2 separate regions of the Mus musculus genome follow, and region 2 is linked to region 1. A link is a loop called in an ENCODE intact Hi-C map of the cell type or tissue named here. Cell type or tissue: gastrocnemius. All regions are shown on one strand. Each heading gives the region's core, and the rest is flanking DNA. Links, peaks and the distances in the headings are about the cores only. Region 1 overlaps Palld (palladin, cytoskeletal associated protein). Region 2 overlaps Palld (palladin, cytoskeletal associated protein).

What was found. A loop is a pair of places that touch in the nucleus more often than their neighbours do. Peaks named below come from ENCODE experiments on the same cell type or tissue, not always from the same donor. Only the 100,000 strongest peaks of a DNase experiment are listed, where the experiment ranks them.
Region 2: it touches region 1 in a loop (2.4-fold over the local background); 4 of 42 quality-filtered maps call a loop at or near these places.

Annotation. Positions count from the first base shown.
Region 1 is chr8:61,806,038-61,822,523 of GRCm38, forward strand. The region is part of intron 2 of Palld (palladin, cytoskeletal associated protein); the gene reads right to left. It also overlaps the pseudogene Gm18066. Among named protein-coding and RNA genes, the nearest start is that of Palld, 88 kb to the right of the region's middle. In gastrocnemius, for the core only: no CTCF peak of the experiment used is centred there; no DNase peak of the experiment used is centred there.
Region 2 is chr8:61,753,080-61,769,565 of GRCm38, forward strand. All of the region lies in intron 2 of Palld (palladin, cytoskeletal associated protein), which reads right to left. Among named protein-coding and RNA genes, the nearest start is that of Gm51576, 76 kb to the left of the region's middle. In gastrocnemius, for the core only: no CTCF peak of the experiment used is centred there; a DNase peak (open chromatin) is centred at 6,921; H3K4me3 peaks cover 1,782 bases; H3K27ac peaks cover 1,699 bases.

The DNA.
Region 1 (16,486 bases), core at 5,475-7,974:
TTCTATCAGCAGGGAGGACAGGACCCTAGAGCCAGTGATTTCAAATAGCATGTCACCATGAGAAAATGGCAAATGTGCTCTCTCACGAATCTAGAGGGGGTTCCCCTTACATCATTTCTCCTATATTGCTTTGAAAACTTAAATCTCTACACTGTGTAGGCTACTGGTTCGGCTCCAAGCCAAGGAGTGGTTCAGAGGCAATGTGTTCACATGCTCTCTCATTTGGTATCTCAGAAAATAGCAGCTTGCTCATCCTACTGGTCTTGCACACATAGAGTTAAATGACATGATAGTTACATGCATGGTGCTGGACAAGGGTTCCCGGCCTCACATTCTTTCCATTTTCATCCAAGAGTTCTATGTGTGTCATCATTACTGCACAGGGGAGCTATGGAAAGGCACTTGTTGGTTGTTCACAAGAAAATCTTTGTAATGTTGGGTTAATGGAGAGGGGAGGGGTTTCAAAGCTCATTTCTGGGGCAGTAGAAATTAGCCCTTTGTTGTGGACAGCAGAAGTCAACCACATTATAGCTGAAGACACGATCTGAGTCACATCTCTGATGGCCTCATCTGGGAAACACATCAGCAATATCTCAGGTCTCTCCCTTCTTCTGTACTGACAGGCATAACTGCCCACATGCACATACACATCAACCACAGGATACTGTGATGACCAAGCAAGATGCTGGCCATGGAAGAACTTGGAGAATGGCCACATGTTTTGAATTCAAGACTATGATTTTAATTATATACCATGGATAGCATGCACCATGTTTCCTACATATTTAAGAGGCTTCTCAATACATTGTGGATGTATTGCCAAATGGAAACATGTTTTGAAAGACCATATCTATCTTCTTGTCAATTAGAATATTGTTCACATTAGCTAAGTTGAATACTTATAGTCATATTGGAACTAGTATAAAATAGCTTATGGTGGGAGAGTGTTCCAGTGGACACAGCAAATCAACATGTTCTTAGTTTGTACATTTCTGTGGGTACTTTGTATTTTCCTCACCACTGTACTCTGATAGCCTGACCTAGAATAGATGTTTGTTAAGTGAGTAAATGAAAGTATATCACATAACAACTTTCCATCAAATGATCCTTCTCAAGTTTCTCCACGTTCTCAGCCACCAGAGGATTTTCTCTCACACATGGTCCACATTTGAATGCTCATATTCAGAAACACAGCTGGGTGAAGTTTGAAGTCCCCTCATTTTTGGATGGCAGACACAAACCACAGATTGCAATTGAGGACGTTGAAACAATGCTTTTGACATGCTTGGTGATGAAGACAGCAAACAGTTCTTTAGATGGTTTAAAAGCGACACGTACTGTATGGGTCCCATTTTTCATTAAGCAAATCATACAAACTAAGAGTGTTAACACACATTATAATGAAGGATTAAGTAAATAAATTCAAATTAAGAACTTCTCTTTTGTTTAATTCCAATAAAATTGATTCAGGAAAGTGTTCCCTTAAGATTCTATGTGTTTATCGAGAGACACCGTAAAGGTAGTCCCTCTCTCATGTGAAACTGGTCCTGTGTCTCTTGGTGTGTCCCACGCAGTCTTCCCTACAAGAATAAGGGGCTCACCATGAGGAGGAGAGGATGCTCTGCAATTGATTTGAATTGCTTTAATTAATTAAACTTGATCAAGGGGGGCAGAAAAGTTGATGGTCTTTTAGAACTGTGCAAGTTACAGCAAGATGTTATGTGAGTTCTACATGTAACGGTTTGGGATTCTGAAAAAAACAAAACAAAACAAAACAAAACCCAGTGGTTGGAGCAAGATAAGTGAGATGAGCATGAAATCTGATATTTATTGGTAGTAACATGGTGCCAGACACTTTGTGAGCCATGCTACATGTCACGTCATTACTTTCTGTACTCCTACATACAGCATTTCATGCTTCTTATTTCAGAACAGTCTGAGGCTCAGAAAACATGTGTGCTTGCTAGGGTTGGTAGAATTAGGATGCAAACTATGTCTTCCTTAGCTGTGGGAACCACACTGTCTTCGAATCTGAACGCTTGGAGCCAGGAGCTGTTGAAAGAGAGTAGTCATGAAGAGTAGGTTTGGTAATGGGAGGAGGTCTCAGTGACCTCTGGATCAAAGTAGAAACATCATGAAAACACAGTGCAGCAAAAATGAGCAGATCCCAGGTGATTCTACATTGGAGGAAATTTTGTCCAAGTAATGCTATTTAGAAAATAAAGCCTTCCAAGTGAATACTGCCTTGGTTCTCTTTACTTAACTCATCTAGACTGATAGGAGGCTTATAGGTCTTCTTGGGTGAAGTCAGAAAAGGAACTTAGCTTGGTGGACCAAAGATGACTATTCACATAACCTATGATCTTACTCTTTAACATGCAGACAGAAGAGCCTCAGCAGCAGTTACTCTGGAATGCCTAAGGGATGTGGATTCAGTCTCCCATCTGGATCTTCTTACTCAGAATCAGCTTCTAAGAATCAGCCTCAGGAGATGTGGGTACCCATCAGAGTTTGGGAAGAACTGACCTACAAGACAACTTTGTAGTCACAGCACCATCTACTCACTTCCCTATCCTCTTAAAATGACTCTAAATCTTGCTTTATTCATCCACAGCATATTCCTGTCAAAACTTTCAAACACTAAATATTCTTTAATTTTGTAGCTTCTAATCTGCCTTTCCTGATAAAGTACAATGATATGCCTTTATATTTCATTTATTTATTTCGGTCTTTTCTCTTGTTCCTAAAATCTAATATGTCCATTAGGGTTGAAAGACAAAGAGAAGAGTTATTGTCTCATCAGCAATAAGAGCTGTGCTAATGAGTGCAATATGGAGTTATTAGCATTATTTGTTGCCTTCACTCCTTTCTAGCATTTAGTGAATATTCAAGTATTGGTATAAAGAAATGATTTTGTTCAACTCAAGTGTGGGTTGAACCATGCACCATGCACTAGCTTAGGTTTATGGCACCAGTGAATACAATGCATTTTTTAATAAACAAAATGAAAGCAAGCCAAATTCAACAGCACACTAAAAGGATCATATACTACTATTAAATAGTGTGTTATTAAATAGTTACAAGAATGATTCAACTTAAAAATCAGCACGTGTCACATACTACATTAAAAGAATAAAGACAAAAAAATCTTATAATCTTCTCAATGAATGTAGAAAAAGCACATGATAAAATTCAGCATTATTTTTGAATATGACACTTATATCAGGTATAAGAGGACAGAACTTTAACATACTGAAGGTAATGTGAAACAAGCTCACAACTAACATTTAGTAATAAAGTGAAAGTACGTCGTCCAAGATCGGGGGAGAAAGCGATGCAGCTTTCTACTGTCACTTGTGTTAAATGACTCTAAATCTTGCTTTATCCATCCACAGCATATCCCTGTCAAAACATTCCAAAACTAAATACCCTTTGATTTTGTAGCTTCTAATCTTCTGCCTTTCCTAACGATCTTCTGCCTTTCCTAACGAAGTACAGTGTTGGAAGTCTTATCTATAGAAATGAGACAAGGAAAATAAATAAAAGTATCTCAAATCAGAAGGAAAGTTGATATGATCAACATTGATCAGACAATGGGATTTAACTCATTATATAATCCATGAAATTATAACTCTAGAGACTACATATACATAAATATATGCATATGCTTACACACAAATCACACATGTACATACACATGCACACATGCATACACATGAGCTCATGTGTTCACAGTCACATGAGCATGTATATTTACAAATAAACACATAATAACATATACATGAACACACATATGTACTATTCAGAAAAGTTTCAGAAAATAAAATTCACCCACAAAAATCAGTTGTGCTTCTATATGCTAGCAATGGGATGTCTAAAATATTAATAAAACAAACCTATTCACAATACCATTAAAAATAATATATCTAGGAATAAATTCAATTACCATCAAAGGTCTTTACACTAAAAAATATAAAACAATGAAGAAAGAAATTGAAGAACATACAAATAAGTGGAGTTGAAAACACTACCTGGTTAAAACGTCTATAATACTTAAATGATCTCTACAGGTTCAATACAATCCTATTATATTCTCTAAAACCATAAAGACACTGTGCAAACAGTTTTGAAGAAGAACAACAAAGATAGAGACACTGAAACTACTTGATTTCAAAAGATATTACAAATCTCCAATAAATAAAGGGACATGATACAGGCATGGAAAGAGGTGTACAGATGAGTAGAGTATAATGGGGAGCCCAGTTGTGAGCACCCCCTGAGGGTATCAAAGGAACCACGATTACACACGGGGAAAGAAAAGCATTTTCAGTAAATGGTTCTGGGAAAACTAGATGCTCACCTACATTCTGAAGAATAAAAGACTCTGGTCTCACATAATGTACAAAAAGCCAAATCAAATGGATTAAAATCATGATGTAAGACCTGGAAGAGTAAAACCCATATAGGTACAAATGCAAAGCAAAACAAACAAACAAACAAACAAACAAACAAAAAAACAAGCTACAGAAATAAAAATGGAGGTTAAAAAACGTTGGTGGTATGACTGTACACACACAATGGAATTTATATAATCATAAATTATAGTGACTATGTGGTGATTTTTACAGGAACATTATGAATTTGCCTAGAAAACATACGCTCATGCACTCAGTATTATTCATACATTGAACTCTGAATTTTGGTCTTTTCCTGTCTCAGTGACAACTGACAGCACTCTTTCTTGGTGTCTGACAGCAGCAGCTAGCTGCAGCTCTCAGGCAGTCACTCACGCAGGTGAATAAACAACCCATCTGCCACAGGGCTCTTCACTGCCCAGCTGTGGTATTCTGTGGGCTAGGTATATTGCTGAAGGTTTGGCTTATGATTCTTTCAATTTACGATGGGTTTATTGGGTCCTAATCCCATATTAAAGTGAGAAGCAGGTTTATTACACACACCATGTCAAAAGAGGGAAAGATGGCCAATTGTAGCCATTTGTAGTCCCCTGGATTAGCCTGGAGGTAAGTATGCCTAGGAAAATCGACCACAAGTACTTCACTATCTGACTAATACATGCAATTTGAAAAGGCCAAACTGATAAAAGCAGAGAGGAAAGTGGTGGTTACCAGGGAGATGAGAAGGATCGGAAATGCTGGTCCAAGAGGACAGCATTTCAGGCAGGCAGGATGAAAGGTTCAAGAGATGTAACCTACAGTATGGTGGCTGTGGTCATAACACTGGGTTATGCACGTGGAACCTTCAAAGACAGTATTTTAAAGTGTTTATACTATATAGGAAGAGTCATAATTATGGTATGTAATGCTTATGTTAATAACTTGATCATGGCATTCATGTCAGAATCAACAAGTATATTGAAAGAACACATTGTATACTTTAAATATATACAATTGTCAAAATAGAATTCTGAACATATCATTTTTAGTATTATATTTATTATTAGCCAGAAGAAAATTTGAAATATGTTTGATGCAATAAAATCATGTCACCAAGGCATGAAAAATAAATTTTTATAGGGATCTAAACAGGGTCTATTATTGTTGTTATTTTCTCTAAATATTTATTTTAGAAATACTGGCTTGACTTTTTTCTATTTTTTTTTCTGAGAATATGTGTGTGTGTCTGTAGGGACAGTATATGTGTGTTGGCATATGTGTCTATGCATACACATGTGGAGAACAAAGATTGATGTCCAGTAAAACACAAAAGACTTCCAACTACAAAATATTCCAGGTCCAGATGGATTCACAGCAGAATCATACTAGACTGTCGAAGAAGATCTATAACCAATACTGCTCTTTTTTTTTTTAAAGAAAGAATCAGAAGTGGTGTTTCTAAACTGCTTTTATGAAGCCAGTATCACTCTAACACCAAAACCAGGTAAAGATATAATATTACCACCAATACAATATTCCTAATAAACACAGATTAAAAAATTCTCAATAAAATGCTTGCAAAGATAATAAACCGAGGTTAGGGTTAGGGTTAGGCATGTATCAAAAACAGCATCTATCCTAATCAAGTTGGTTTTATCCCAGAGATGTATGAGTGGCTCAAAAGATATAAGTTGATAAGTGTAATTAATCATATAGAGTGAGAGACAAAAATCACAATTATCACCTCAATAGATGCCATAAAGTCCTTTGACAGAAGTCAGCAAGTCTAGACAACAAGAGACTAGAGCTGAAGGGAACGTATTGGAATAAAGGATTTCCATGAGAAATCCATAGCAACATCATCCCGAATGTAGATAAAAATGAAAGCAAACCCTTCAAAGTTTAATGTTGAGTTACGTTTAATTTAAATGTTAAAGTGTAAAATAAATAACAAGAAAGGAATGTCTTCTGTCCCCACTCCTTTTTAATGTAGTGTTTGAAGCAATAGCTAAAGTAATAAGACAAGAGAAGGAAATATAGGATTAGAATAAATAGGCCAGGAAGTGTAATCAGAATAAACCCTTTCCTCCCCAGCTTGTCTTTTGGTCCTGGAGTTTCAGCACAGCAATAGAAACCCTGACAAAGACAGAGACCAACTTTCAGGAGTCTGAACTCTCCTTCCACTGTCGGTTGCTGCAGCAACCACATTTGGGCTCATCAGGCTTGAGTACCTCTACCTTTCTCCATCTCGCCATCTTGCCAGCCTTTCTACTTTATTTTGTGAGACAGGCCTTCACTGAACACATAGCTTCTCACTTAGGCTGGATGGGTTAGCCAGGGATCCTCAGGACCAGCCTTTCTCTGCTGGGGTTCCTGGTGCCTGTGTCTTACCCAGCTTTTCATGAGAACATGATGCCCTCGGGTTCTTAGAGTGAGCACACTGAACATCTGCACTCAGGATCTCACACTTGTGCAGTGGATGTCTCACCCACTGAGCCAACTATTGGTCTCTTTTCCATCTTGAACTGCTCAGTAGAATAAGCATATTTACCTACCTAGATATCTGAGTTGTATCTACCCATGTGCATGATATAGATTGCAAAATTTGAGTAGAGTTGTCGCAATATCTCGGTATTCCCATGCTTTTCAAGTCAACTTTCTCAGTCATACTCTGAATCTCGGCCAGTGCGTGCTTTAATGATGACAGCTGCTAGTGATTACCCTATTCCACTTACTGTTCTTCATGTCCTGTAGGAGACATCTTTTCTTACTGCACTAGATGAAGGTGCACGCTAGATTTGGGGAGATTATGCAACTTTCAGACTGTTAGACCTTGCAGGGTAGACTGAAGCCCTGCGCTATTACCCATTATGGTGAATTGCTCTGACCTACTCTGCAGGAGACCTACTGGGACTTCCAAAGGGGTTGAAAGCAAGGTCTGCCTCAGGCTACAGTACACAGCTGAAGTTTAATTTTAGATTTTCTCCTTGATCCCCCTTTCTGGTCTCCATATGCTTTCCTTTTGCTGTGAAAACTCTTTCCCCATCTTGCAGTAGAAAACTGCTAGGAATTAGTAAAACTTGAAGTTGAACTATTATAGAAGGCAGCAGCTGAAACTGTCTGGGATACTGTTCCGACACTGAGTGGTTTGAGGTTGATACCGTTTTTCTGAGATAGGGTCTCACTATGTAGCCCAGCTTACCTGCCTCTTCCTGTCTCAGCCTCTCTAGTTCTAGGATTATTGGTGTGTAACAACACTCCTGCTCACTGACTCTTATTGCTGCTTTTATGATTTCTGCTTGAAGGAGTGTGGGAAACTGCGATGGAAAAGAATCACCCACTTTATTGTTTCATATGCAAGTGGTAGGAACTTGTTATGTGAATGCTTTTCCTACCCTGTCCACAACCATTCTCCACACTTTTATAGTTCAGATCACCAGTTTGGGAAATGCTTTTGTGAGCAGCATTTGATTCCCAGTTGGATATTTTTTCCAAAGCCCTAGATAAATGGATGATATACGTCCAAAGAAACTGCTGACCTCAGAAGATAATTGAGGGGAAAAAATATAAATGTCAAGTTAACAAGTTGTTGGTGGAGTTCAGGCCATCTTGAGTCAGTATGTGTATCCAGAAGAAGCACATGTCAAGTTCAGAGAACACTGGAAAGTAGCCTGGGTCCCCATGGGTTCTTAGAAATGACCAAAGTGTGTGTGCTGTGCGTTGCGGGGAGGACTGTTGTTTTGCATCACATCCTCTTTTCTCTTAGTGCCATATTCCACTTCCCAGGCCATGTGGGCAGCTGTGCGTCTGCTGTTCCCCATCAATGGTCCACACAGAGTCTGTCCTTCCTCCTCCTCCCCTCTCTCTCCCTGAGGTCCGTTCAAAGCTCCACCAAATCTCTCTCTCTTTTTTTTTCTTAAAGATGAAATTAGTGCCCCTCTCCACACCAAATTCCCTACTTACAAAGAAAAGGAAAATTACAAAAAAGTTACAAGTAATTTGTATATATTTTATAGCATTCCAGTGTATTTTTTTTCTAGAGTCTGAAGTAGGTAAGGACTGCAGAGATAGCTCAGGGAATAACATGCTTGTGTGCAAGCATGAGAATGTGAGCGCCATCCCCAGCACTCACTTAAAAGGGCTGGTGCATGCGTGGGATCCCAGCACCGGGGAAGAAGAGGGGCTGCTTCCTGGGCTTGATGGTCTAGCCTAACAGGTGAGTTCTAAGTCTTATCGAGAGGTTATATCCGTGCTACATTTTGCAGAATGCAAGACCACCCTGCTCTGTCTGTCCTGTTATCTGGCACAGACCAAAAAACAAAACAAACAAACAAACAAACAAACAAAAACAAAAACAAAATCTGCTGTTTATAACTGTAAACCCCACTGATTAGAAGAAGTCTTTCAATATTAATAAAAAAAATGCATCTTGGTAACAGTAAAAAAAATGGTATTTTCTTGTATATTCTCCAGTTTACATAAATTTTATTAGTATTTACATGAAGACTCTACAAATGATTTCTCTTTACTCCAGTTTCCCTTCAAGCATGTAATCCGGTCATAGCACTAATTGATTCGTGCTGCTTGGGCTGCTCATGAAAAACACAGAATCCTAGGCTCTCCCCACAGGGTAACTGACGCAAGGCTTATGGCCGGACCTGGGGAGTAGTAGATTTAAGCATCTATAGTGAATAACTATTTGGCTAGAGAAGTGAACTTCTCAAAGGTGGCCCCCAGACCAACTGCAACAGCAACACTTAGCAAGGTCTTAGAAATGCAGAATGTCAGGGCTGGGGAGATGGCTCAGTGGATCATGCACTTAGAGCATGAGGAAGAAGACCAGAATTTAAATGCCTAGTATCCACATATAAAAGCAGGGTGGGTGTGGCAGCCTTCCTGCAGTCCCAATGCAAGGGATCCCTGTAGCAAGCAGGCTTGTTAATAGTCAAATTAGCAAGCTCCAGGCTTAGTGAGAGACCCTGCTTCAGTAAATAAAGTGGAGAGCAGTAGAGAAAGACACCTGACATAAACTTCCAGTGTCACACTCATGTGCAGGTATATGCATGCACATCTGCACACATGTGGATATACACTCATCAGTACATGTGCATATATATGCATACCCCCACTCTTACATGTGCATATATGCATGCACACTTACACACATGTGCACATATACACACAGTACACATATATGCACACCCCCACACACATATGCACATTTGTGCAAATATGTCCATGTATACTCATACTCATGTGCATATATAGATATATATGCATGCACACACATGTGCACATATATGCTTGCATACTCACATTCATGTGTATGCATATCCATGCACATCTCCACACAAGCACACAAACAAAAAGGAGAGGAAATAAATGCAGTACCTCAAAGCTTATCCCAGACACACTAAAAGCAGAATGTGTATGCAATGCCCAGGTACATTATGGTTAGAGAGGCAAATTGGACCAGTTCACTGGACAGCTGGCCTGTGTAGGAACTTGTTAGAAATGCAATTTCTTAGGACTCAACCCAGAACACAATCAGACAGTCAATCCGAAACACAGGGGACACCAGGGTGGAGCCCAGCTTCTTTGAGTTTGACAAGATCCCCTGTGAGATTCATACATGTGGTGGTGAGAAAGCCACCTTTGCAGCCCACCCTTTCCTTTAGCACAGCTGATGACAAGCTCAGACCATATATGGCCATGCGAAGAGATGGGACACAGGCAGGTACCTGTTTTGCAGTCATAGTGACTAATGAGCATTAACTAGAGTCTTAAGGGCTAAGTAAGCTTTTAATCCAGATTTAAACATAATAGCAGATATAACAATTAAGGAAACAGGCAACAAAACATGGTTAATGATGATTTCTCAGGTTCTAAGTGAGTCAGAAAGTGATACAGTCTAAGCCTGAGGAATGTCTCCAGCTTTAATCTCTTACCAGAGTATCCCCACCCCTACCCCTGGCTCTTTAGAGCACCTGCAACAAATCCATTATTAGTTCTCAGTATTGCCTAATGAATTCTATTCTGAAGCTACCACCTTCCGCTTCACATTCTGGGCAAAAGGGTGAGAATTATTTGCCTCTTCAGAGGAGTGGCTCATCCATTCTAAGTGTTGTTGAACATTTATCAGAAAGTCAGATGCTACTAGATACAAATAACCTGGAGGTGAAATGATAGTTCTTTCCCCTAAGAGCCTATTGGTCAGATAAAGACAGTAATTAGATATATACCTCATACACTGAAGGTGTGATATGATCATTTGTTAGCAGCATGGACTAACATGGCTGGAAGATAGATTCAAGGAGCGTAAAAGCAATTTAAAAGGGTCAATGAGTATTTACTGTCAAAATTTAAGCAAGAGGCTGCAGAGAGGCAAAATGTAGAAGATGCATCCGCATAAGCAAAGTCTTATACAGTGCTTAAAATAGTGACTTATAAGCCAGCACAGGCCCATCGTCTGCACCAGCAACGGCACCAGTGAGTCTGAACAACTGAAGAAACAAACAACTCGAAGGACTCCAACTTTAGATTTTGATAAAAATCATCCTTTAAACTATACAGTCCATGTCTGATGCTTCACAGCATGCCCTTCTTATTATCTCCAGCATTCCGTGACTATATTGTTTATGCCAGTATTATGCGTAATTAAGCACCATGGCAATATCAATGAGAGTCTGAAAGCCAGATGTGGCCCAGAGCGTCCAAAAATGCAGCTATCCTGGCAAGCTACGAATAAACCTTTCAGAAGAGAGAGAGACTTCCCAGACACTTTTCTTCCTTTTTACCCCGAAGATCCAGACCTAAGAGGCTATTTTCAAAAGTTCGATGAGAGTAGCAGTCCTGAGCTCTAGCAGTCTCCAGCATTTACAAACATAGCATCGAGGCTCACACCAGCATAATGTTGCTTCTTACTGTTGAGGAATTACACCTGTGTGCCTTTTCATTCCACAGGAACAATCCTTAGGGAGCTGAACCTTCTATGAGGATGATTCTCTCCTAGGAACTCTCTGACCTTCCAAGGCTTAGTTAGCTTCTTTCCAACTTCTCATATGCCTTTAAAGTTCTTTGCATCTTTTAGTCATGGCACCCATCCCTCAGAACTTCTAGTTATATGGCATTATGACCTTTTGCTCTACCAATACAAGCCAGAAGAGTGTTTGAGGAGCATATGGCTGTCCATCCCCTCAGCTCTTTGTTAGGTCTTAATGTCTGTTGGGTATTAATTTCGGGCTTGCATTGGGGGGATTCCATTGGGAAAGCAACCAAATTCTCAGTTGGTAAGAAATGAAAGACAAAGTGAAAGAAGATGGATTGCTCAACACACCAGCAGACAAAAATATATGACTGTGGATAGTGGTCAGGGCTATACGGAAATGAAAAGACAGCTATGAGATGGAAAGAGACAGGGTTTGGGAATGACTGTCACTGTATTTTGAAATCTTAAACGATGGCATGCAAGGAGCAGCTAACAAGGCACTTGACCAAGAGTATAGCTTTAGGGCTAGGTGGGGAGAAGAAGGGATGGCAAGGTTGGAGAGGAGAATGTGGGGGTCAAGTGTATAGGGGTTTCCATGCAGATAGTATCAAGGAAAGTTGACTCTGTAGATAAGGATCTTAATAAGGTTTATATCCTGGAAACCATTTTATTATGGAGAGAACAAGTGGAGAAATAGCATTTAGAAGTGATGTTCATGTGTGAGAAAAGATGATCTGAGTCAAGGTTGCTCAGTGGGGAGTGGAGATAAAGCACCCAAGTTTTCAAGTTTTATGGGTAAGATTTGCTGATGAACTGTACTCTGGATAGAAGGCACTTAGGCTCTGGCCTAAGGTAAGTGGGTGGGCGACGCTGGTGGCCTAAATAGAGACTGTATGAAGAACATATTGGGCATTGGCTGACAAGGTCAGTGTTCAGTTTTGGATATACTAAGTGTGAGAAGCCTGTGAGACATCAACTACTGCTGGACAGGTTTATTAACTTGCAGTAAATCAAGCAGTAGAGGGTCTTCTTAATATTTTCTGCTACTGCAGGAAAGTATGGAAGTTTCCAGCCACTCAAAAGAGGAAGCTTTGCATTTATACCCCTGTTTTCTTACCTAAGGAGCCATGGCATTAGAGTAATATCTTCTCTGAGCCCTACCTCCTCCTTTTGCTAACTATAAATGCTACATGGGATTGCTATGGCAACCTATGCATGGCGTAGGCCAACTGTTGCACAATGACAGACTAAGCTGATGGTTACAAGGGTGACACTGGAAAGCTAGGTCAAGGAGTGTTGCAGACTTGATTGGCAAGCCGAAACATGGAGTCCACTGTGTTGGGGACTGAATCAGAAAGGACATAGAGGGACTGGGCGCTTGGCTCAGCAGATAAGAATAATGTCCATACAAGAACAAAGGCCTGGAATACTGTCCTCTGCACTTATTTAAAAGCCAGACACAGCTTGTGTGCCTGTAACCCTGAGACAGGAAGATATTAGGGCTGCCTGGCTAGTCATCCAGACAGAAATGGTGAGCTCCAAGTTCGGAAACTTAGACTCTACCTCAAGGGAATAAGACAGAGTGGTCAACCAGGTTACTCAACATCCACTTTCTGGCTCACACAGGTAAAAAATACAAAATACTCTTACACACAAGTGTTCCCATGTATAACACACACACATGGGTACATGCACACACATACAAACATATACACATCCATGTATGTACATTGAGCACACTCACACATGCCCACACATACACACACCCACACCCACTCACACATGCACACACAATAAGTATTGGTCAGCAACCTATTCTCCTTAGGCTTTTAGCTTTTATGCATGTACTACAAAGGCTTAAATTCCCAAGTTGAACTATAGGCACGTTAAAAAAAAAGGAACACTTTCTTCTGATTTGTCTAGCGCGATAAATGAGCACAATGTAAAATTCCCATTTTACTCCTGTTTAAATGTGCAATTCAGTGGTGCTGGGTATGGCTGTACCACGTGCCACTGTCACCACTCCTCATTTCCAAACTCATTCCAGTTTCCATACTGGAGGTTCCCTAGCCACCTGACATTGTTTATAACCCAACCTCATAACCACTGTTGTATTTCTTTTTCTTTCTTTTCTTTTTTCAAGGTAAAGAGAGAAATGGTTTATTAAGTAACAAGGAATACAAAAACTCTTTAATTCTTCTCTCTGTGGCAGTTGGGCTGCAGTGGGCAGATGGACAACACTGCACATGAACTTCTCAGACCAGATCTTCTGCTGACATGCAGAGATGCCAGAGTTGAGTGTATCCTCTAGAAACAGGTTCTGGCCACCCTGCTTTCTGGGGTTTCAGCAGTTGTGTGGTTTCCTTCTTTTCTTCAAGCGTCATGGCAGGAAACAAAAGGACTTCCATGATATTGTTGGAATCTGTGAAAAAATGGATATTTGAGGGATATCCATGAGCCAGCCAGCTGTTGAGCACAACCCATGTTCCAGGGCAGTAGAGAAGTTCTCATCTTATGAACATGGCTTCATCATCACCAGCAGTCCTGGCCTTGGCCTATTCTTTAAACAGCGTTGCTGCTGCATGGGATCTTTAAGCTCAGTGTAGGTACTACATATTTCCTTCTTCATGATCAATAATAGCTCAAAGTGTTCAATTAGATCCTCTTTGGAGCAGTGTCATTTGACCACAGGGCTCATAATCTGTGGGTATCAAGATGTATGTAGGACTGATGCATGCCACTTTCAGGAACTCTCCAATAAGTTTATCACGGACTGTCCCTGGCTGTGGTCCAAGGTGTGTGTGTGTGGGGGGGGCATTCAACAGCTTTGCAACACAAATATCAAGTAGTTTTTGAGTTTCTTCAGGTTTGAAGAGAGTGGTTTCTGGCAGCTTCACTCCTAGGGTTGCTGAAGCTTTTCTACTAGGCTGATTCTTAACAAAGGTGAGGTGAGTTAGTCCATAGGCTTGGTCTTCTGGCTTGTCTGGGTGGTAGGTGATCTTGGTGGTAATTGCCTGTATGCTTTTCACCATCCCCGACAGCATCTTGTCTGTGTTTTCCATTAGTCATGATCACCTGCATCGATCATGTAGTACTTACAGATGGTGAACTCAGGATCATGAGTTAAATCAATTCCTTCATGCTGGAACAGGTGCCCAATTTCATAAACCTGGTCAATGCCCACCAACTGCCAGCCTCTTTATAGTATAGTTCTGGAGCAATTTTCATTTATAAGTTCATGTCCAGCTCATTGTGATAGGTGAAGAAAGGCTTGGTAACAGTTCACCCTGGAGTGATGTTCATCATGAGAATTTTGATCTCTAGGAATACCAGCTCATTCACGAAATTCCTTATACGTGTGATGATCTTAGGGCAGATGATAAATTTCGGTCTCACAAAGTCATTCCGTATCAAGTACAGGTATCTCTGAAGATAGCTTATTTCCTTGTCTTTGAGGTCACAGTAAAGATGAGGCAACATTTGCAAGCACAGATACAAAGTGTGATTTCACAGGAGATGATGCTCAACTTACCCTTCTTGGTTTTCCCAGGATTCCCCTGAACTCTGATTATGTCTCCCTGGCATAGTTTGTTACTGATATGAACAAATTCTACCTCTGATTTATAGTTCCTGGAGTTGGCTATGACTTGTAACTTGACCCCCTTTGCTCAAATGTCATAGAAGATGTGTTTTTCCCAACCAAAGCTCATGGATCCAATCTGCCACTCTTCATATCAGACAGGTCCATGGGCTGCCAGTAACTGTATTCTTGGATGAACTGAGTGAGGTGTCCACATGGAACTTGTGTGGGTACTGGTTCTCCCCGCTGACCTTCAGCCAGTGAACTGCTTGACTATGGATCTTGCAGAATTGGTTTGGGTCTAGAGTCTTCTCCTCAGCACCCACATCACTGTTGGTAGCGTGGTTGGCAGGGGCAGCAGCAGCAGCCTGGCTTAGCTGTTCTTCACTGAGCTCATTTTGCTGGGCTTCTTTCCTTGCTACTTCCTTCTCAGCTCAAAGATGTCTCTTTAGTTCATTCTTGCTTAGTTTTGGCCCACTATCCACTTTGATTTCTTCACTCTCCTGAAGTGTGGCCATCTCCCCCAGACCCCCACTCCCATACTATTCTAGGAACTGACTACTCCAAGTATATCATATAAGAAAATTCTTACACGATTTCTCCTTTTGGTAATTGGCATCACTTAACATTGCAGGCAGAGTTATGTCAGAGTTTCCTTCCTGTTTAAGACTGAATGCTTTTCCATCATATCTACACATAATTTTTTTAACTCATTCTTCTGCGAATAGATTTACCAGGATTTAATCCACATTTTGGCTACTGAAAGTTAAGCTTCTGAACATGGGTGCACTATATAAATTTTTTTCTGTAGCAGTTTAAATTTGGGTGACTTATTATTCCATCTTTTTATTTTCTCCCTTGACAGAATGTCCCAAACACCTACTTAGGCTCCTAATGATAATTCTTTTATATAATGAAAAAGAAAAACTGTAAGTCAGTAATTTACCTATAAGTTTAAATTTTGAAGGGGAAACTTTAAGAAATTATAGTCCAGTAATCCAGTCAGCAAGAAATTCTTGATGATTGATGTGTACACAGCATGAAATTTGGATTCAGCTCAAGAAAAATCAGTATTCTAAAAATATTCTAAACTCTTGGGTCAGCAAGATGCCCCATTGGGTAGAGATGATTGTCTTCAAAGTAGTGGGAGCTGAGCTGAATTGCTGGAATCCCAAAAAGGCAACAGAAGAGTAATAGCTCCACTGAGAATTCTGATATACACATATGCACTATAGTACACATGCTTATACAACACACACACACACACACACACACACACACACACAGAGAGAGAGAGAGAGAGAGAGAGAAAATGGGAGAGACAGACAGACAGACAGAGAGAGACAGAGAGAGAGAGATAAAAATAATAAAATAACAATTTGTGAAAGAATAATAAAATCCTTCACTTGATAGTAAGAAAAATATTGCATGACCTGTACAGTTTTCAAATTTACCTTACGAATACTTAAACCTTGGCACTTGATTGAAATTTAAATAAGTCCAGTGACTGATATTAAAGTATTT
Region 2 (16,486 bases), core at 5,464-7,963, 53 kb before region 1:
CTTTGAGAGAAGGGTGAAAGAGAGAATGCAGTCCATTCCAGAGATAGGGGTGTGGGGAGCAGAAATGGAGGATGAGGAATACCAGGAAGCCACCTTGGAATGAGGACAAGGAAAGGAGGGGCTGTGGTGGAATTCCAGGATATACTGATTGGTTGGTGTGGATGTTGGTGTGGATGCAGAACTCATATGTTGAAAGTCTCACCTCCAAGATGATTACTAGGAGAAAGGAGCTTTTCCTCCTAGCGCCCTTATGAAAGAAGGCCAAGGGACCTCTTTAGTCCTTCCTCTATGTGCGAATATAATGAGAAACACCACATTATGAGCAGACCATTCATTCACTCACCATCAGGTCTTCCTGAATCTTTGTCATGGAGTTCCCATCTCAGCTGTGAATGATAAATTTCTGTTGCCATCCAGTCTGGGATATTTTGCTATAACAACCTAACCAGACTAAGACTGACTGAGATGAAGCTTTAGTTAAAGGACTGCAAAGATGTTAAGGAAAACAGATCTTAGTTAAAGGACAAAGCAGACCCTAGGTTATAGTCTAGACTCAAAATAGATGAGATCACTCCAGGGACTGTCACTTGTAACCAAGAGTGTCAGGGGCACTGTTCATGTAGGGAAAGATATTCACTTCTTCATAGTCCTAAAGGTTTGAAAGCACTGAACATTGAAGCTAGATAGTTGTTTTCTGTTTAGGTTGGGAATGGAATTGAGACAAAACAGGAAGAGATTATAAATGACTTTATAGCTTTAAGAAATGGCCTGAACCTGGACTCTTCCTAATGATGCAAACTAATTTTTATGTAGCCCATTGACCGTTATTCCAGGACTAATTTCTAAGGAATATCAAACATTAATGTGGGCATAGTTAGCCCATTTCATAGGTGAGTGGGTGAGGCTTAGAGTACATAGTGCTTACCTAAGCCAATCAGAGAGTTGTAATAGTGACTTACATCTGTCTGCAAAGTCACTGTCCTGCTTATAACATCAATTTCTTGGAAATGGAACAGGAAGGTCATGGACAAATGATTAATGTTTTGAAGATTATAGCTAAGATTGATGAGCAAGATATGATTAAGTCTGGTTGCTGGTCATTTTCTAACATGGTGGGTGGACTCTAACTGGTGGTTCTGGCTACTGAGAGCCATGCTGGGACACAAGGAAGACATTTTAAGGTGCTCAGAGGCAGCGTATTAAAGTGAAGTCCCTTCTCATTCTCTCTGCACCACATCCATCAGTACAAACCAACCAAGAACAAGTGGAGCATAGTGTCCTGCTTGCCCCTCCCATCAGATAAAGAGGGCTCTATCTCTTTGAACAGAAATGTTCCCATTCCTTTTTCAATCACCATATCCTCCAGGAGCCGTTAGTAATTCTAAAGCTCCTAATTCTCCCTGTCTTGTAATTCTTTCCTACCCATAAGGTGTGTTAGTGATTCTTTTACTTTAGATCTTGACAAAGTGTTAGTTATTATTATCATTATTATTAAGATGGGGTCTTATATAGCCAAGACTTGCCTTGAATTCTTTATATAACCAAGGATGCCCTTGAATTTCTGATCTTTCTTCCTCCACTTCCTAAGTGCTAAGATTATAGGTATATACACCATGCCTGGTTTATGCAGAGCCAGCTATTGAATCCAGGGCTTTGAGAACGTTCGGGAAGCACTCTACCAACTTGTAGAGAGAATATCTTATGCCTGTATGCATGTGGCACCGTCAACAGTAAAGCTGCATGCCTATGGCGTAGGCAGGAAATAGGAGGTGGAACACCTGAGAGGCAGAAAGGGTTCTGGGATAGTGCCAAGTGTGTCAGATTCACCCAGGAAGATGCGACAGAGTTCAGACACATGGTGCTTGAGCACAGGTAACCCGCTATGTGGCAGAATGTAGATTAGAATAAATGGGTTATTTTAAATCATGACCTAGTCAGAGAAGAGCCTAGCTGTATGGCCAAGATATTTGTAAATATATTTTAAGTCAGAGTCTTATTTCTGGGAGCATGGGGCTGGGAGGAAGACCCACCTAACTTTTATTACAACAGAGCCGCACCCTTAGCCCCTCAATGCTCACCTCTACTAAGGCAAGACCCAAACTTCAGAGAGTTCAGAGTTCCCACTGAGCACTGGCATGTCACTTTTTCTCATTCCTCACTGTGTTCTGTGTTTAGACACTCTCCTGGGCCAGGCTTCTTTCTGCACTTGGTTGTAAGAAAAAGGGCTTTATTTTCCTTTCAAAATAGTCGACAGAGGCCTGCTGGAAGTGAGGAATATGACTAAGTGATTTCTTAAAGTCCTTTCCAGCCAGTGATTCATCAGACACAGAATTTTAACTTGGACTGGTCTACTGGTATTCTGAGCCAAATGTCTCATTTCTGCAAATGAGGAGAGTGAGGTCTGTAGAGGTCAAGAGTTGTGGGGGGCTGCCTGCTACAGTGGAAAGAATATGGGACTTGACGTTTACAGAGGTCTGAGTTTGAGACCAAATACCAACAGTGACTTGCTGTGTGACCTTGAAAACATCAATAACCCCCGTACCTTACTCCAGTTTCCACAACTGTACAGTAGAGATAACGCCACCTTCTCTGTTTGCTGTCTAGTGTCAGCCTAAGGACACTACATCTAAGAACAGGATAAAACATAGTTCAAACCTGCCCCCTATGTTAAAATTTTAATGTAATCTGTCCAAGGTTACTTGGTGGCAAACAGAATCAGCATCTTCAGTTCCAGTGTCACTTAATTCTCATCATCCAGTATGTCTCCTCAATGTTTTTCCCATAAGCCATCATGCTAATCCGATCTCCATGTGCTTTCTTTTAAGCTGCTTACTGCACATAGGCCCCAACTGTAGGACTCCAGATTGGCTTAGCCAGACTGCAGAGCACCAAGTTGTTAGAGACATCTCAAGCAGCCTTCCATTATCTTGTAGTGATGGCTCTCAGATGCCAAGCTCATGATGGCCAGCCGATGGGTTGAGTTCCCAAGTGAGCTTTCTAGGTAGCTTAGCTTCTTCAACCAGATTCATAACATCAAGCCGGAACATGAGCGCTGTCTTCTGATTAGCACTGAGTGGACTACCAGGTTCGAGCACATACTTTGGATTAAAACAGAATGGATGTAACCAGCAGAATGAAGTAATACCAGGCATTCATACTGGAGAGAGATTTGGGAACTTGCTCGGTGGTGATAGCTGGTTGACAGCACCAATCTGCGATAGCTTGCTTAGAAGGGGGTGGTAGATTGATCTCACAAATGAAACATGGGTCCAAGGTTATGTGTTTCCAAGGACCACTAATGAGAAGAGGTCACTGGTCTCTGAGCTCATTCACCATTATTTGTGAATTAGGAAAGATTACATGTTTCGTTTGGCTCCACTATTAATCACAGGGTATACTGAATCCTCAGGAGGCTGACCCAAATCATTTCTTCCACTTATCAAGTAACATGTACCTCCACAAAGACATTCTGTGACCTTCTGTTCAACCTGCCTTTGCTTCTTGTGTAACTGATTCTCCTCCAGACTTAGTATTGGAGATCCTTCTTCCATATATTGGGAAGAGTGGGACTGCTTCTTTAACAATGAGCCAACGAGTGCAGCCAGCAGATTCACGTTCCCCTGTCCTTTTGAGCATGAAAAAGTTTAACAATTTCCAGAAATAAGGGGAAGGTCAAGCTTACAATCAATAGGGAATATTGCCTTTTGCCATGAGCCAGAAAAAAAGAAAAAAAGAAAAAAAAAACCTGAGGTGGGGGAGGGGCCACCTTGAGCCAGTTCAGGCAACAATTTCTATGTTAAAAAAGAAGTTGAAGTTGGAGCCATGTGGTCTCCAAAGTAGTAAAATATATTTTCTTACCCTACACTTCATGTGCCCATAACCTTCCTTTTAAATCATCTCTAACCAGCCTCAAATCACTCTGACCGCAAATCATTTGGTGGCTTTGGTCTCCAGGCAATGGAATGTGCTGGAGCAGACAGGGAGTCGGGGAGTAGCTACCAAGTGCGCTCTGAGGGAGCTCCCACCCCCACCCACCCTAGCCCCTACCCCCCAGGCGTATGGACCTCAGCAAGAGCCTTAAACGTTCTACACTGAGATAGCACATGACATCATAGCGCAATCATTCCAGAAACACACACACACACACACACACACACACACACACACACTCACACAAAACTGCAAGGGTTGCAGAACAGCAAACGCAATATGACACAAACCACAGAGGGCAGATGGAGCCCAAGAACAGTTTTCCTTATGAAAACATTCACAAATACCACAGGCAGACTGGCAGAGGCAGGTTTAATTACATTCACAGAAACTCATTGTGTCCATCAGCACCGCCAACTTCAGGGCTGACCAACGAATGGGAGGTCACTCACTGAGGCTGTCCTGGAAATGGGACAGCCAGGAGAGCCTGAAGTTCTATGTCCAGGTGTCTTAATGAGCACGTGAGGAGTAGAGTGGACCCAACTGTAGCAAATGCTCAATAGCCCTTGACGAGAATTCTAAGGGACCCAGAGCTTTGTAGTAACCTGTCTTTAAATGTATAACTGAGGAGTTAAGAACAGCCCAAGGTGTGAGAAATCAATTATTCAATTCATGATTAATTTACGAGACACTTAGCTAAGCTGTCCCAGGCACAAATAAAGCTCTTGCGACTGCCATCTGCTGTCACATCAGAAGAGCCGGCCGTGTGTGCTGCAAGTGCAACTGGATCTTTGCTTATTTTTATTTATTTATTTAAAGGAGCTTTCAAAGCGTTAAGTATACAGTCTTTGGAGGGATGGTGAATGCATGAGCGAGCGAGCCTGTAGGCACCTCTGGGAAACAAAGTTTAACATACACTGGCTAAGTATGATTAAGGCTTGAGAGGGAAACATGTTCCAAATAAAAGTGCTATTTTAGTGTACCTAGCTATCGTTTTACTGTTTTACAGCTGTTGCTAAAGTGAGCATTTTCAAGGAGGCTCTGCAGAACTTCTAGGAGACAAGAAGGATATGTTTAAATGGCCCCCCGAGAACTTTCTAATTTTAGCCCTACAGAATCATCACTGCCAACTCTAGTCAAGGTAGATTTGTAGTGGGAGGGGCAAAGGACCCAGAAAAATCAAGAAACAAACAGACAAACTGCAAACAAACACTGTCATGTTGAAGGTAGGTCTTGTTCCTTAAGGGACCAGGACAAAGAAGCATAGCAACTATAGACGTGTGTGTCTACCAGCTATAATCTTCTCTGAGACATAGTATTTTACATCCTGGTAGTGCGTGCAGCAGCAATCTTTTCATCAGATAACCTAAGGATAACTGCTCATTTCAGCTGGTTGGGGGGTGGGGGCAGCCCAAATGCATGCTGGTCATATCTTTCTGTAATTTCTAAAACAATGGCAGGGAGAAAGGCAAGATTCTGGGTTACTGAAAATAATCTTTCAGCCATTATTCCAGCAGTTATAAACTAGGACTTTTAAAATTTATTTATTTAATTGCTGGGGTCAGAAGAGATTTCCCATGGATTTATCAGCAACAGAAATAAACACGCATTTTGCTGAGTCTACTTAGAAGTGTTAAAAAGGGTTACTGAAAGTCTGTTTTCATCCTGTGGTTAGGAATTCAATGTGCCTTGCTAGGATGGCAAGCTACATTCCAGTATCCCGATGATTCTGTCAATGATAATGATATCATCAGAATATTAAAAAAAAAAAAAAAAAAAGCTATCTTTGGAGAACTGTCCCTTTCTCACATGGTCCTCTGTCAGGCCTTTTGGGCACCACACTCCACTCTTGCCCTTTATCAGTAGCCTACCACTAGCAGAGGTGACCTCAGAATCCCATCTGGCTTGTCAGGTGCCAGGCTCTGTATCTGGGCTTTTGATAGAAGTAGATTGTAGGAATCTGCATTTCGCTAAAAGAAATGCTGGTTGCTTCTAGAAGCGATCTTTTCCAGAATCCCCCCCCCCGCCCCCCAATACTTGTAAAAGCATAACGAGTAGTAGGAATGGGGGAAGGCCAGCTTTTCTGTTCTCAGTCTTTCCATGGTAGAGGAGTCATCAGGAATGTATTCCTCCCTATTGTATTCTGCCGGCCACTTGTTCCCTAGAACCACAGCCAACTGCATGCTAACTAATGAGAGAGGGACTCCGTCCAAAGGGCTTCCAAGAGAGAAAGGGAGCTGAGAAAGTAGCTTTAGATTCTGCTAGACAAAGGACTGCAATCGAGTGAGATCCAAGAAAACAAACAACTTTTAGGAGATTGAAGGAGAGCGGTGGGGGTTGGGGGTGGGTGGGTGGGGGGAGTAAAAACCACCCAGATTTTTCAAGAGGAAAAAAAAAAAAGGCAATCTCAAACTTTCCCTGAGATAAAGTGTTTCCAGCTAGAACTCATTCAGCTCGCTGAGTAGCTCAGCCTGTCAGAAGGGGCTTTCGTTGTCAAAGTTTCCTTCCAATTCAGCCAGGGATGGAGCGGATGACAAACTAGACGAAAATCCAACCCAAAGTGCTCCAGGGGTGTGCAGAGTAAGAAAGTAGCGTTTTTAAAAATGGGGATGGGGTGGACAAAGAGGGCAGAGATGTAACCTCACGCCCTTCTCCCCTCCCCCACCCAACCCTAACAACGGAGAAGTCTGGCGAATAGGACCCTCTGCCCGAGCCCCTTAAGGGGTTTGGAGGGATCCGGAGGGCCATGCGTAGCACCACGGGCTCTGCATCTGTAGAACGCGGCCACTTACACCACTTACCAACTGGGCACCAAATACGCTCTGTACACCCCGCCGAAGAAGCTCTTCTGGGCTCTTTCGGATCCCGCCAGCTGTCCGAGTGCAACTTTTTAGGCTCGAGATTGCGGGTGCGGGAAAATGCACAGGCAGCAGAGCCGCCTTGCGCAGGGCTCCCGGCAGCCTACGGTGGAGAGGAGGACGTGGGTCCCGGTCCCGTCACCGGAGCCAGGCAGCTGGACTGCAGCCGCGCGAGTGCACCGCGTCTGCAGAGGGGCGCGTGTGCGCCGAGTGTGTGCGAGTGAGCGAGAGGAAGAGAGAGAGAGGTAGAAAAGGATCTGGGGCTGCTGGGGAGGGGGAGAGGGCGAGGGTGTGTCCTGGGCAGGAATGTTGCTAATGTCCAGAAATAACGCCCCTCTCTACTGTCCTGCTTACACGTCCGAAGGCTTTTGTTTGGACCGGGGTGGGCAAATCACAATTACACACCACTGAAGTGACAAGGTAGTCCCAGCCACAAGCAAGTTCCAAAGCAAGCCACCAGGCCAGCTTCAGCTTAAAGCCTTTCCTAGACACCTCTCTACTCATTTCACAAAGACAGCCTCTCTGCACACCTGGGGCCTTGGTAACTAGGCGACAGGGACTCCCATCTTCACCTGCCTTATATCCACTTCCATGAGAGGGTGTCTTTCCACGATCCCGTGTGTGTCCCTCTGTCTAAATGAAATCTCTCTCGCAAGTCTATACATTAACCCCATGTCACACAGGGAACCCTTAGGAAAGAGAATGTGGAGAATAAATCTGGTTTTTGTTCCTTTTTTTTTTTTTTTTTTTTTTTTTTTTTTTTTTTGATGTTGAACAAGTCTGCCATTAATCAAGGCTGTCCCTCAGCATCCAAGCTGCGATTCACTGAGAGTGAGCATGTTCCCTGGCTGGCTTCTCCTGCAGTTCTTCCTCATTGCATCAGGTCACAGCAACTCAGGCACTACAAGGATGGATATAACTGAGAAACAATAGGAAAATCCACACCAACCACTTAAGAAAACCCCACTACTTGCCAGCCAGCATCTCCCTGGCAGACTAGATTTAACACACGGGAGGAGCTGACCTCACCACATACTGTGTTCCCAATCTTCCCATCCCAGAATCAGCCTGCCCAAGACACAGCCATCCAGGTTTGGATTTAGAAATTTGAAGAAGAAACTCATGAGGGACTAATAAAGTTATTAATTCAACTAGAGTCCATAAAATATCAAAGGCATGACAGATTCTTGAAGTCAATTAGAAGACTTATCAGAACATGTGCTCCAAAAATAGTCATCCTGAGAGGTCCAACCAGAGACAGCAAGAGACATGTTTGGAAGTAAACATGTGGAAAGAGTGCGGTCCATCTCTAGTTCACATTTATTATCCTAAGGAAGTGATGGCTCATGAAATACTGTTTTTTTCCCCTTCCTTATTAAAATTTCCCCTTCCTTTGGGAATCATTGTCAAGTTAATAAGGCTGAGGTTGCTTTTCAATGGGAAGATATTCTGGGTTTGGCAAGTTCAGTCTCTTCTTGTGGTCTTTCTATTTTTTTGTCTCTAGGCTCGAACTAGAGACTTTTCCTGGGATCGCTGAGTAAGAGACAAACGTTGCTTCTCCAAAATGTAGCAAGGGGATCAGCGAACTCTGGAGTTTCACTGGCTTCTTCCTCCTCTCCAGAAGGGGTGGTTAGAAGCCCCTTTCCTCTGCTAATCAGAAAGGCACTGTGTTAATTAAAGGCACAGGCTAAAACAAAAGGTTCTTGGCATGTGGTCACCCTAAGAAGAATAATAAATATGGCCCAGGGGTCCATACGTGTTGAAAAGGTTAACAGTTTAGACTTTGGAAATGCAGCCCCAGTCAAAGATGGCGACCTTTCTAGGTCCCTTTGTGTGAGTGTGGATGAGAATGAAGGTTGGATGGAATCTGCTGTTCCCCATTTCCTGTGTCCAAGGAGCTACCCTGTGGGTACAGCTCTTAGGTGCCTGACATTCACGGAAGCTCTGGCTCTTATCTCTATAATCAGTCATCTGCTTAAGCTCCAGATGGGAACTTTGCCACTGCTACACATTCTGCAGTTTCATATATCCGGAGAGAGGGTGTGAGTGATGTCTCAGCGTGTGGCCCACGGAGCACTCAGGACTGGCCAGAAGGGTGGTGAGCTTGTTGAAAATGCAAATTCCTGAACTCTCCTCACATCTATTGTTAAAATTTTTGTCTGGGAATCATAACATCAGCAACTTCTTAAAGAAGAAGAAGGAGGAGGAGAAGGAGGGGAGGAAAGAAAGAAAGAAAGAAAGACAGACAGACAGACAGACAGACAGACAGACAGAAAGAAAGAAAGAAAGAAAGAAAGAAAGAAAATAATGAATACCAGGGTATGGTAGAGCACACTGTTAATCCCAATGCTCAGGAAGCAGAGGCAGGAAGATCTCTGTGAGTTCAAGGCAGCCTGTTTAACATGTGAGTTCTAGGACCATCAGGACTACATAGAGATCCTGTCTCACTCGACTAAAATAATTAATATTGGAATAAGCAACAATTCACATAATTTAAATTATCACAAATGTACTACATCCTTCCACAGAATAATGGTCGTATTATTTTTTCCTGTAGGCTACCAGATTTCTTTAAGTACATTGATACCAGAAACACATTCTGTTTTCTCACTTAAAAAAAAAAATATGGAGGGCTGTAGCTACTCTTTAGGCAAAGTATTACAAGCTTGAAATTGGCTCCTCCTCCCACCGTGGCATTTATACTTAGGAAGAGAGGCATAAAGCAGAACCAAAACAATTGTCTTAGGGTTCTCTGCTATGATGAGCCACCATGACCAAAGCAACCAGGGGAGGAAAGGGGTTATTCAGCTTACACTTCCATGTCACTGCTCATCATCAGAAGTCAGGCAGGAACACAAACACAGCAGGAACCCAAAGGCAAGAGCTGATGCAGAGGCCATGGAGGGTTGCTGCTTACTGGTTTGTTCTCATGGCTTTCTCAGCCTGCTTTCTTGTAGAACCCAGGCCCACTGGCTCAGGGCTGGCATTTCCCACAATGGTCTAGGCACTTTTTCCCCTCTCAGTCACTAACTAAGAAAATGCCGTACACATTTGCCTACAGCCAAATCTTATGGAGGCATTTTTTTTTTTTCAATTGAGGTTCCCATCTCTCCAATGACTCTAGCCTGTGTTACACTGACATCAAAGTAGCCAGCACAAACATATATAAGAAGATGATATGCTGAAGCATGATAGGAACAGCTGAGAAGAGTATAACAAGATCGTGACATGGTTAGGGTGTTTTGGTTGAGAAAGTGACATTTGAACAAAGACTTGATGAAAGTGAGCTTTGGGATTAATTGGTGAAGTCGGAGCCAGCAAGTGCAGAGGCCTGAGTGGTGGCGTGTGGAATGCAATGTGAGGAATGGCAGAGAGGGGACTTAATGCAGAATGTCACCAGAAGTGGCACAGGCAGTGGGAAATTCAGACTGTACCTCTTTTCTTTTAGTTTCTGGCCAGTGTATGTGGATGTAGTACGCCAGCATGTATGTATATGTTCAGAGGTTGATGTCTTCAGTCTTTCTCAACTGTTCTTTACCTTATATATTGAAGCTGAGTTCTCACTGGAACTCAGAGCTAGCTAGTCTAGCCAGCCACTTTGCACCGGAGTTTCAGTGTGTAACTCTAGAGCAGTTTGGTTATAGGCTAGCTGTCATTTCCCCCTGCCTTACATTCATGCATGATAGGGTTTGCATTCTGGATCTTATGGTTGAGTGGCAAGCACATTACCTAGTAGGCTATCTCTGTAGCTCAGTGGCTTTTATTCTTAAGGCATTAGGTAGCCATTGGAGAGTCTTATGGAAGGAGAGGCATCACACATGTGCATCACACACACACACACACACACACACACACACACACTGCCTAAAGAACACGCTTATGTTTAATGTTGTATATTCACTTGTATAAATGCAGTACAATGTTTTTAATAAAGATCCCAGTGATAGACATCTGAGTTGTTTCCAAACATTGACAATGTTTCAGACACCCATGAATGGTATTTACACTTGTGCAAGTAGATCTGTGGCACTGATTCCCACAAGTGGGATTGCTACAGTTTCCATTTCAGATTTTGATAGATGCAGCCAAATTGCCCTTCAGAGGGTGGAACCAATTTCCACTCCTGCTAGCAATATTCTAGCCATATTCAGGAGCACTGTAGTCTTCCCAACAGAGTAAGCAATTAAACTTCTGGGCTCTGGCCAATCTGATAGGTGAAAAGTGATGTCTCAGGATAGTTCTGATTTGCATTTCTGATTTTGAGTGTCTCTGAGCAACTTTTCACACGCTTAGTGTCCACCCAGCTTCCTCTGCAGTGGCCTAGTGATGTGTCCTTCCCATGTGTTGCTGGAGTCTTTGACTTTTTCTTTACAGTCTCTTAAAACTGCATGTCACTGAGATCAGCACTCTGTTTTACGAGGCTCGTGTGCCTGTTGTCTTTGGACTTGGCAGATATTATCCTGTGGTGGCTCTAATTTAGAATTCATCTACAGTTGAATTTATCCATTAAAAAATTCTAGGAAGGTCCTTCTTAGTCTATATTCTTGTGCACTAATTAGTTAGTTAATTCTTTACATGTGTGGGGCATGGGTAAATAACTCTAGTATGGAGGTCAAAAGAGAACTTCTACTATGTAGGTTCTGGGAATGGAACTTTGGTCCTCAGGCCATTAGATTTTGGGGACAAAGATCCTTACATGCCAAGCTGTCTTTCCAGTACTCATGTTTTTGTCTTTAACACCGACATTTTTTAGTAGATGTGGTGGTTTAAATGAAAACGGCCTGATAGACTCACAGGGAGTAGCACTATTAGAAGGCATGTTCTTGCTAGAGTAGGTGTGGCCTTGTTGAAGGAAGTGTGCCACTGAAGATTGACTTTGAGATTTTAGATGCTCAAGCCAGGCCCAGTATCACTCTCTCTTCCTACTGCCTGCCAATGTGGATGTAGAACTCTTAGCTCCTTCTCCAGCACCATGTCTACCTGCATTCCACCATGCTTCCCAACATGCTGACAATGGTCTACACCTCTGAAGTATCTGCCAGTTTTCCTTTATATGAGTTGCTGTGGTTATGTTGTCTCTTCACAGCAGCAGAACACTGATTAAACTATATATATTTCATTCTTGCTTAGTTTATAAATTTAGTTATTTATTGTGAGTGTATGTGCCATGGCACACACATAGAGGTCAAAGAACAACCATGGGGAGTCAAAACTTCCTTTCTACCATGTGGGTTGTGGGTATTGTAATTGGGTCATCAGTCTTTGTGGTACAAGTGATTTTAACTGCTTAACTATTTCAATGACCCACAGTTGAAAATTTGATCATATTTATTTTACTGCATTGTGGTCAAATAATGAAGTTTCACCCAGACTAGAGCTCAGTACTGCTGAGCATGGGATAGGACCCACATCTTAGCATGGGAGAGGCCCTGAGATCCACATCTTAGCATGAAAAGGCCTAGGGTCTACACTCCAGAGCCACAAAGGAAATAAAATCAAATAAGAGCAGAAAGAGAAAAGCAATAATGTATGTATCCTCTAGACTTTGCCATCTCTTCCTTTTGTGGCCTAAAGGTATGGCCAATACTATATATGTTTCTTAGTCAGTTAAAAACTAGTGCTGTCCAGCTCTGAGCCCCATTTTTTAATGGGGTTATTCGATTTTCTGGAGCCCACCTTCTTGAGTTCTTTATATATATTGAATATTAGTCCCCTATCCGATTTGGGATAGGTAAAGATCCTTTCCCAATCTGTTGGTGGTCTTTTTGTCTTATTGACAGTGTCTTTTGCCTTGCAGAAGCTTTGCAATTTTATGAGGTCCCATTTATCGATTCTCGATCTTACAGCACAAGCCATTGCTGTTCTATTCAGGAATTTTCCCCCTGTACCCATATCTTCGAGGCTTTTCCCTACTTTCTCCTCTATAAGAATTCTCACCTGAGGAATACCGAATGGCAGAGAAGCACCTGAAAAAATGTTCAACATCCTTAATCATCAGGGAAATGCAAATCAAAACAACCCTGAGATTCCACCTCACACCAGTCAGAATGGCTAAGATCAAAAATCCAGGTGACAGCAGATGCTGGTGAGGATGTGGAGAAAGAGGAACACTCCTCCATTGTTGGTGGGATTGCAAGCTTGTACAACCACTCTGGAAATCAGTCTGGCGGTTCCTCAGAAAATTGGACATAGTACTACCGGAGGATCCAGCAATACCTCTCCTGGGCATATATCCAGAAGATGTCCCAACCGGTAAGAAGGACACATGCTCCACTATGTTCATAGCAGCCTTATTTATAATAGCCAGAAGCTGGAAAGAACCCAGATGCCCCTCAACTGAGGAATGGATACAGAAAATGTGGTACATTTACACAATGGAGTACTACTCAGCTATTAAAAAGAATGAATTTATGAAATTCCTAGCCAAATGGATGGACCTGGAGGGCATCACCCTGAGTGAGGTAACCCAATCACAAAGGAACTTGCACAATATGTACTCACTGATAAGTGGATATTAGCCCAGAAACTTAGGATACACAAGATATAAGATACAATTTGCTAAATGCATGAAACTCAAGAATGAAGACCAAAGTGTGGACACTTTGCCCCTTCCTAGAAATGGAAACAAAACACCCATGGACGGAGTTACAGAGACAAAATTTGGAGCTGTGGCGAAAGGATGGACCATCTAGTGATTGCCATATCCAGGGATCCATCCCACAATCAGCTTCCAAACGCTGACACCATTGAATACACTAGCAAGATTTTGCTGTAAGGACCCAGATATAGCTGTCTCTTGTGAGACTATGCCGGGGCCTAGCAAACACAGAAGTGGATGCTCACAGTCAGCTATTGGATAGGTCACACGGCCCCTAATGGAGGAGCTAGAGAAAATACCCAAGGAGCAAAGGGAACTGCAACCCTATATGTGGAACAACAATATGAACTAACCAGTACCCAGGAGCTCTTGTCTCTAGCTGCATATGTATCAAAAGATGGCCTAGTCAGCTATCACTGGAAAGAGAGGCCCTTTGGACTTGCAAACTTTATATGCCCCAGTACAGGGGAACGCCAGGGCCAAAAAGGGGGAGTGGGTGGGTAGGGGATTGGGGGGGATGTGTATGGGGGACTTTTGGGATAGCATTGGAAATGTAAACAAGGAAAATACCTAATTTTAAAAAAAAGGAAAAAAAAACTAGTGCTGTGTAGGATAAGTTGAATAACAACTATTCTATTATGTCATACACATGAACTTGAAAGTTCTGTGATGCTGGGAAGTGGTGGCACATGCCTTTAATTCCAGCACTTGGGAGGCAGAGGCAGGAGGATTTCTGAGTTCAAGGCCAGCCTGGTCTATAGAATGAATTCCAGGACAGCCAGGGCTGCACAGAGAAATCCTGTCTCGAAAAGAAAGAAAGAAAGAAAGAAAGAAAGAAAGAAAGAAAGAAAGAAAGAAAGAAAGAAAGAAAGAAAGAGAGAGAAAGAAGAAAGGAAGGAAGGAAGGAAGATAGATCAGTGATTTACTGAATTATCATGGACTGAATCTTTCTCTCATCTCTTTTGTAATTTTGGTTTTACAAGGTGGCCACTGTGTTATTTAATGAAAGTGTACTGACAATCATTTCTCATCATTCTGAGTTTTTCCATCCAGCACTACTTGGCACCCTTTCTTGACCTAGTTCTCTGCTGGCCTACATTCTACCTCTTTTGATGGTAGAGTCGTAACTTGCTCTATTTCAGTGTCTTTGTCCAGTATGCCGTTCTTTCTGCCACACTGATGTGCTCTGCATTGTTTTGCTCTAGCATTCTCTCTCCCACCCCCCCATTCCCCTCCTCTCTTCCCTCCTATCTTTCCCTTGGGTACTAAACCTGGGGTCTGTGGGTCTTAGCTTGGCACTCTGCACTGTGCTCTCTTCTCAGATCAAACCCTTCTAGTAACTGAGATGCAGCCCTTGTTCAGCCAGTCCCCACACATGTCATTCATCAAGTGGACACAGCTTTCTGCTTTGGCTCTTCAGAGTAGGAGCTCCAGTTTTATGGAGATGAGTATTTACTGGTATATTCCTTACTTACTTCATTACAGAAGTAATTAGAAATCCTGGAAAATATATCATAAGTACATCAACTTTTGCTCATGAGATAACACATGTGCACACATACACATAAAGATGAATACTCATAAGCATGTACAACACACACACACACCACAATAACAACATGTAACTCTGGAATGGTTATTTTTGTGAGGATACATTTAATTTGAGCTCTCTGATCCTTCCTTCTAGCACTCTGATCCTGCTGGTCTGGTGGACAGCTGTTCCCATTGGACAGCTGGATAGACTGAGGGAAACTTGAAAATATGTGTTTCTGTATTTTCTTTGTATGACTAGACAGAGAACTTAACTTTCTGTTATACTACAAAGAAGCCTTGATGAGAAGAGAAATGGTTTCTAACGTTCAAAGGACAGTGCATCAATTAAGTGAGCAAACACCCAGGGGGCTCAACTTTCCTCAGAAAATGCTAGCATCGATGACACACTGGGTGCTTGACCCAAGGACATCACAGAACCCCTTCTTTGTAAAAACTTCAAAAATAAAGAAACCTCTTTGGGCAGCCCAACTGTGGTCCTGGCCCATGGCAGGGATGTCTACATAACCTCCGGTGTCCCCTTCCTGCAACTATGCAAAAAGAACATGTTAGGGCGTCAGAGTGACTCATTTTCAAACGTAGGCACCAGAGTATGATCTGTCAAGAGATCGGTATCAATGGCTTTGAGATTCCGAAGCATAGAGTGGTTATGTAACAGGATGCTACTTGACGGAGAAACTTAGGCATAGACCAAATTACAGCTAATAACGCTAGCTCTCTTTGTGGCATAGAGAGGAGAGATCATGATCAACTTCCTGTTGCTTCCAGTTAAAAGAAACATAAGAGGAGTTCCCATATGTCTTTTGTGCTGGGCTGAAAGAAGTAAAAAAAAAAAAAACCCCTCCCCCCAAAAAATCCCAAAACCAAACCAAACCAAAACAAAACAAAAAAACCCAGGAAAATAATGGAAATATTTCACAGGGAATTGCTTCTTTCCAGCCACATTTTCATCTCTATTGAAATTCTCAGGTTGTTTTGAAACTCAGCATCTGAATCATGCAGGGTAGTGGGGCTGAGAAAGACTGGAATTTTGAACATTCTTTAAGGGTTCATTAAAAAAAAAAAACCAAAATGATAGACAAATGCCTGTGTCGTAGTCATGGAAAGAGAAGCCCCCCCTCATGATTTGAGATTGAGTTTGTTCATTTTTTTATTTATAGTTTCGTCACTTAAGGAATGTAGAATTTGGCATTCAGAAGAGGATAGGGAAGGAAGGAAAGAAAGAATGGAGAGCAGATTGTGTGTGTGTGTGTATGTGTGTGTGTGTGTATGTTTGTGTGTGTTTATGTGTGTTCATATGTGTGTGTTTGTGTCATCCTAGACTCTGGGGTGGGGAGAGTTTTTGCTATTATGTTCATCATTATCGTTATCATTATTTGCTTAGTTCCTTTACGTTTGAAGCAGAATCTCCTGTGGGTCTCCAGTGCTGTAGAGTAGTGGCAAGAACTTTCTGCTTCCCTCGCTAGCAGCTCCATCTGTTTACAATGAAAGCTTGGCTTCTACTTTTTGGCACAAATAAAAACCCTAGGGTGCCCATATAAGTCAAACA